Regions from separate parts of the Homo sapiens genome. Here region 2 is linked to region 1. The links are chromatin loops, found by intact Hi-C in ENCODE. Cell type or tissue: GM12878. All regions are shown on one strand. Each heading gives the region's core, and the rest is flanking DNA. Links, peaks and the distances in the headings are about the cores only.

Region 1 (2,926 bases), core at 236-2,735:
TTTATTGGACTTACAGTTCCACATGGCTTGGGAGGCCTTACAATCATGGCGGAAGGTGAAAGTTACGTCTCACATGGCAGCAGACAAAAGAAGAGAATTTGCGCAGGGAAACTCCCCTTTTTAAAACCATCAGATCTCATGAGACTTATTCACTCTCATGAGAACAGTACAGGAAAAACCTGCCCCATGATTAAATTATCTCCCACTGGGTCCCTCCCACCACATGTGAGAATTCAAGATGAGATTTGGGTGGGGACACAGCCAAAGCATATCACAGGGATACGATAATGAGATAAAGTAATTCAGAAATTCTCGCCCTCAATCGAGGTTCTGTTCTTTTGTGATAGACAGGGAATTAATAAGTAAAAATTATTATTTTACTTATTTATAACAGTAATAAAAATTATTATTTTATAATTAATAAATTATGTTTAATTAATAAGTAAAAACAAAGCATGATGATCAGCACTAAAGAGAAAAATAATGTAGGAAAGGAGACGAAGTATTGAGGGCAGAAAGCTAGTTGCAATTTTAGACAGGATGTTCTGGGTGTGAACGCATCTTTCTAGTGAGGATCTGAAGGAAGTAAGGGAGCTAGTTGCTCAGATACCTGGAGCAAGAGCAGTGAGGCTCAAGGAAAGGCAGTAGGAGGGGCTGAGGGGAAAGTGTGCCTGGCATGTTCAAGCCTAACAGAGAGGCTGCTGGGGTCGGGCAGGATGAACGATGGGGTAAGGCCCTGTGAGGGCCTTGTGGGGTTTCACTCCCGATGTGGTGAGAAGCCACTGGGAGGTTTTGCCCCCCCAGGCCTGGGCCTTGAATGTGTGGGAAAGGGCTTATTAAAAATTAAATTCAGCCATAAATTATGAAGCAGACTCAAAAGATTGAATTTTATTGAAGGAATGAAACTGGAATTGAGTGAGAAGTAAAATCTGGGTTTCATGGTTTGGGAGTCATCTGTGAGAGGTTGTAGTTAAATTTTGAAGATGGATGCAGAACTCTGAGGAGACGTTTTTGAAGGAAACGAGAGGAGGAACCAAAGTCTGTGCCCTAGCGATGTCCTTCCCTACTTCTGGGCACTGGAGGGAGAGTCCTGTGTCAGCCTTAAAATGGTAATAGTGGTCCACCTCCTTTTTCTTTTTATTTCTTTCTTTTATGGGGGTTGTTTTCTAGGAGATCTCCAGTATTCTGTCTTAGACTTCTTGTAAGGTAAAATTATGGAAGAAGGAAGGAAAAGTAATTGAAAGAATGCATGATGTTGACTTTGTGTTGACCCATCAACTTGTTCTTTTATGGAGGAATGGGATGGGCAGGTGGCTGGCTTCCACCCCACCTCTGGTGATTTAGAATTACAACCAAAAACTGTCACATAAAGGCTCTTAATTTCTATGACATTAGCCCCAAAGAAACCCTCAAAAGTATTGAAGTCTGAGACGTATATTAATTTCAATTTATTCTCCTTTTTGTGTCATCTTTCTTAGTATTAAGCTTAAACATTCTTCAATCACAATTATCAAAAGCATACTTTGTTCATTTTAATTTTTGTTTTATATATAAGAAGATAGAGGTACTTGCAAATCTCAATGTTTTCACAAGTTGAATTGTGTGACTTTCATACCAAGCTTCTGTTGTTTGTTGTTTGTTTTTTAAAAATAAAACATTATGTTATAGTCGGGACCAAAAACAAAATTTCACAGGCTATTTCTTCTGCCAAAGAAACATTGCCCTCTCTTGGTTTAAGATGTCAAAACACTTAGCAGTGTTTTCTGCCTAATTTTGGAGTGTTGCTTTCTGATTATGAATTGGAGCAGTTTGCCTTGAAATTGCATAGATATGCATTTTGCCCATAAGTGAATGTATACAGCTGATTTCTCGTGTGACTTTCAAATGGAAGTCAGAGTTAAAATGGAAAATTGCTGTAGGAAGCTGGCACGTTTTTAAACTCCTGAGTGCTTTTGGGGGGAATAGAACCTCTTTCCATTCCTGGTTGCATGGAAAATATTAAACCCCTTTTAAGTAAGCAGGAGATGAGATGAGTATTATGGATTTTCATCTTTTTCTCCTGAGTTCTTGGATTCAAATCCTATTCCTGTTGCAGTGTTATTCTGCATTAAAGATCTTGACTGCTGAGATTGAACCATTATTTTCATACTTATTTTTCCTTAAACTTGTTTGGTGCTATGAGAATATTCAATATATAGCTTTTTGTTGCAGAGATTTTAGCAGCATTAGTTCATCTTGACTGATGCCCTTGACTTCAGAGTATAAATAGAAAAATAGAGATAGGTGACAAGGATTGATTAGCTATCCTCATTCTAAGTGAAACAGTAAACCTAGCTAGATAAATCACAGCTCAAAAGCCTGGAGAATGCATGGTAAAAGAAAGAAAGGTAGTGCGTATGTGTGTGTATGTGCTTAATAGTGAAGTTTTCTAAAAGAGGTACAAGCACAGAAATTCTATATGGTCTGTTCTACTGTCTTTCCGTTTTTATTTTCAAAAACTTAAGGGTTTAAATAACATATGGAATTATTATTTGCTTTTTCTTTTATTTAAAGAAATTTTTTAAGTAAAAGAAAACTGAGACCAATGTCATTGCCTTTTTAAGTCAGATATATGTGTGTGTATACATCTGTGTGTGTGAGAGAGAGTGTGTGTGTGAGAGAGTGTGTGTATGTGTATATATATATATATGCACATATATGCATATACACATACATATGATTACTTTGTTATTAGACTTTAACTGTAGGGTTGGAAGGGCTCAGGGGAGATCGCCTGATTTTTTTCTCTGGCACTTTTAAGCTATTTAAGCATTTTAATAGTGTTTACTCTGTGCCAGGCAGTATTCTAAGCACTTGATATATATGAACTCATTTAACTCTGACATTCAGCCAAAGAGATACATCTATTATTATCCCCACAAACCGT
Region 2 (2,926 bases), core at 118-2,617, 360 kb after region 1:
GACCTTGTGATCCGCCTGCCTTGGCCTCCCAAAGTGCTGGGATTACAGGTGTGAGCCAACACGCCTGGCCTAAGGGTTTTGTATTTTACCTTTCCTATGGGAAAGCCCCAGCTTCCTTTTCTACTTTTAATATGTGAAGGAGGAAGATAATCAACTGTTCATGGAGTTTTATTTTTAATCTGGTACAAGTTGAGCATCCCTAATTTGAATATCAAATTCTAAATGCTCCAAAATCCAAAACTTTTTGAGCACCGTGACATGACACCATAAGTGGAAAATTCCACGTCTGACCTCATGTGATGGATGGGTTGTAGTCAAAACACAATCAAAACTTTGTTGTATGCACAAAATGTATGCATATATGGATGCACTTTATGAAACATAAATGAATTTCATGTTTATACTTGGGCCTCATCCCCAGGTCTAAAGACTTCTGGTCTCAAGCATTTTGTTTAAGGGATACTCGCCCTGTATAGTTAAAGTAAACATGTTTGGCCTGTAAAAGGATAAATTGTCAGTGATCCCAAACTTAGTTGTTTAGACTATTTATTTCTAAAGTTTTGAAATAATTTGGTAAGTTTTCATTTGCTTTGATAATCGTGTACTTGTTGATGAGCCATGACACATTTCTATGAAGATTTGACATTTAAAATAATATTTGCAGCAGATTTTGCTTCAGATCATCGAAGTAGGTTTATATAATCAATGTCATCTTAATAACAATCATTTATATAGGACTTATTATATGCTAAGCACTATTTTAATCACTTTACATTTATTTACTTATCACAACAACCCAGTAACAAGTGAGGAAATTGAAGCAGGCACAGAAAATTAGGTAAGGCCACAGAACTTACCTATTAAGTGGTAGAGCTGGATTTGAACCCAGGCAATCTAATGCCAGGTGTTCACTGCTGTTTCCCAATCACAGACTTCCAATGTTGATGTAATCTGGAGATTGAAAAATAGAGTTTCTGCCATTTGAAAGAAATGTGAAAAAGGATATTTTAACATAGAATGCCAGTACGTGAGAGAGATAACAGTATTGTGGTTGAAACTGGCATAGAAATGTAGGCCCAGAGCTCTCATCCTGTCACTTTGACATCCTCTTTCCCCCTACAGAGTCCCTGAGACATCTCTGCTAAACCGTCTGTGACTCTAGGGAGCTGCGGTTTGAAAACCACATTATTAGCAGCACATTTTAGTCATAAGGAAATTGAGCTTAAGAGTCTTGTCTATAGTCATTGACAGAGGCTTTCTTTAGGGTGTTGTTTTCTTTATGAGGGAGTAATAATACTTCAGTTCTGTTTTCTAGAGTGTACTAATTTAGCACAATTGAATTAAGAGTAATGGTGGCAATGAAAATTTACTTCCTAACCATTTGAGGAGGGATAATTTGCCCTGGCAAGTTTGTTGATATGTATGTTATTTCTGAGACTAAAATTCAACCACATATGAATAGCATAGATAGGCTAAAGTATAATTATTTGTATCACTGTCATATATTGGTACATTTTCATGTATGTTCTTACCATTATTAATTGACAAATTAGTGGATAAAATTGCACTAAAATAGAAAATGATTTCTTCTTCAGGCGTTTCTCCAATATTTTACTTTCTTATATCTAAGGTAGTTATCCCCTTTATTCATTTTAGCAACATTTTTCAATAAGCATATGTCATATACATATTACACCAAGTACTATAGGTGATGCTATAGATTGTATCAAAGTACAAGTAAAAAAGAATCCTGACAGCTAATAAATATTCAGGCAATTTTGAATATATTAGCAGACCTAGATTTGAATCTGTGTTCCAACATTTAGCTATGTAACCTTGGATATAAGTTGCTTAACTTCTGTCATTTTAGTTTGTGCCTCTGAAAATGAGGGTAATGACTTGTGAGAATTGAAAGAAATGATGTACATGAAGTGCCTAGCACAGAACCTAGCATACATTCAACAGTACATGCTATAATAACATTGTGAAATGAGGATTTTCCTCCCTTTTCTCAATGGAGTTGATAAGGAAAAATGATCCAGCAAATATTTCAAAAGGCCTTTTGATCAATGAATGTGTGTGCCTGAGTACATTTGAGCTATGCAAATATGTTATAAAATTAATTTGTATTTTTTTTGAAGTCCAATACATCTCAACTAATGGAAAACTAGTGGAGACTCGTGATTTAACAGACCAAAATAAAAAAGCCAGGCATTTATTTACTGTTTGTAATCTGCATTTGCATATTCTTAGGCTAAAATTCAGCAAGGTTTATTTGTTTTAAGTTAGGAGTTTTCATGAAGGGTTCAGAATAGATTTTTTCAGAGTTTTCCAGTCTAAACCAAACTCAACATAAAGCACAGGGATTCCCTTTCATTAGTGCATTTGCATAAATGCGTATCATGCAAATTTGGGTGGCATGATTAGAAACTCTACTTTTCTATTGCAGTTTTTTGATAAGATGTATGTTTACGTTTCATCTGAAGCCTTTGCCTTTCAGTGTAATGTTTCGCAAAGCTGCGCTATTAGGTTGGTGCAAATTGCTAAGTTCCTTCTCCTTCTACTCATACTATCTGCCTCTTATCACAGAATTCATCTGCACCAAGCCGCATTCATTAGTTATGCGATATTTATTTTACCCTCAAGTTTTTTCTCAGTTCTTTATCTGGTTAATTGTCTATAGTGGTTTTTTTGTCCTGGTATTTTCTCTCGTAGGAAACAAACTCTCTGGTAGTTACTAATATAATTTAGCTTCTCTATGTGCACACCTTGGTGCCATAAATGAAAATACTTTTCTGTGTACATATGGATAACATAATATTTGACATACATTGCTGCAGATTGTTTCTAGAGAACATTTTTTCTACAATTTGGTAGGCATTTAACAGTCTTTTGCCTCGTGTCCAAACAGAGGCTTAGGAATAAA

Evidence for each region. Hi-C counts contacts between places; a loop is a spot of excess contacts. Peaks named below come from ENCODE experiments on the same cell type or tissue, not always from the same donor. Only the 100,000 strongest peaks of a DNase experiment are listed, where the experiment ranks them.
Region 2: a loop joins it to region 1, with 2.2 times the contacts of the local background. A loop is called at or near these places in 1 of 110 quality-filtered maps.

What each region holds. Positions count from the first base shown.
Region 1 is chr3:168,052,119-168,055,044 of GRCh38, reverse strand. The region is part of intron 1 of GOLIM4 (golgi integral membrane protein 4); the gene reads left to right. Among named protein-coding and RNA genes, the nearest start is that of GOLIM4, 42 kb to the left of the region's middle. In GM12878, for the core only: a CTCF peak has its summit at 1,736; no DNase peak of the experiment used is centred there; H3K27ac peaks cover 481 bases.
Region 2 is chr3:167,689,781-167,692,706 of GRCh38, reverse strand. All of the region lies in intron 6 of PDCD10 (programmed cell death 10), which reads left to right. Among named protein-coding and RNA genes, the nearest start is that of WDR49, 37 kb to the right of the region's middle. RefSeq lists a silencer at 1,031-1,170. In GM12878, for the core only: no CTCF peak of the experiment used is centred there; a DNase peak (open chromatin) is centred at 1,146.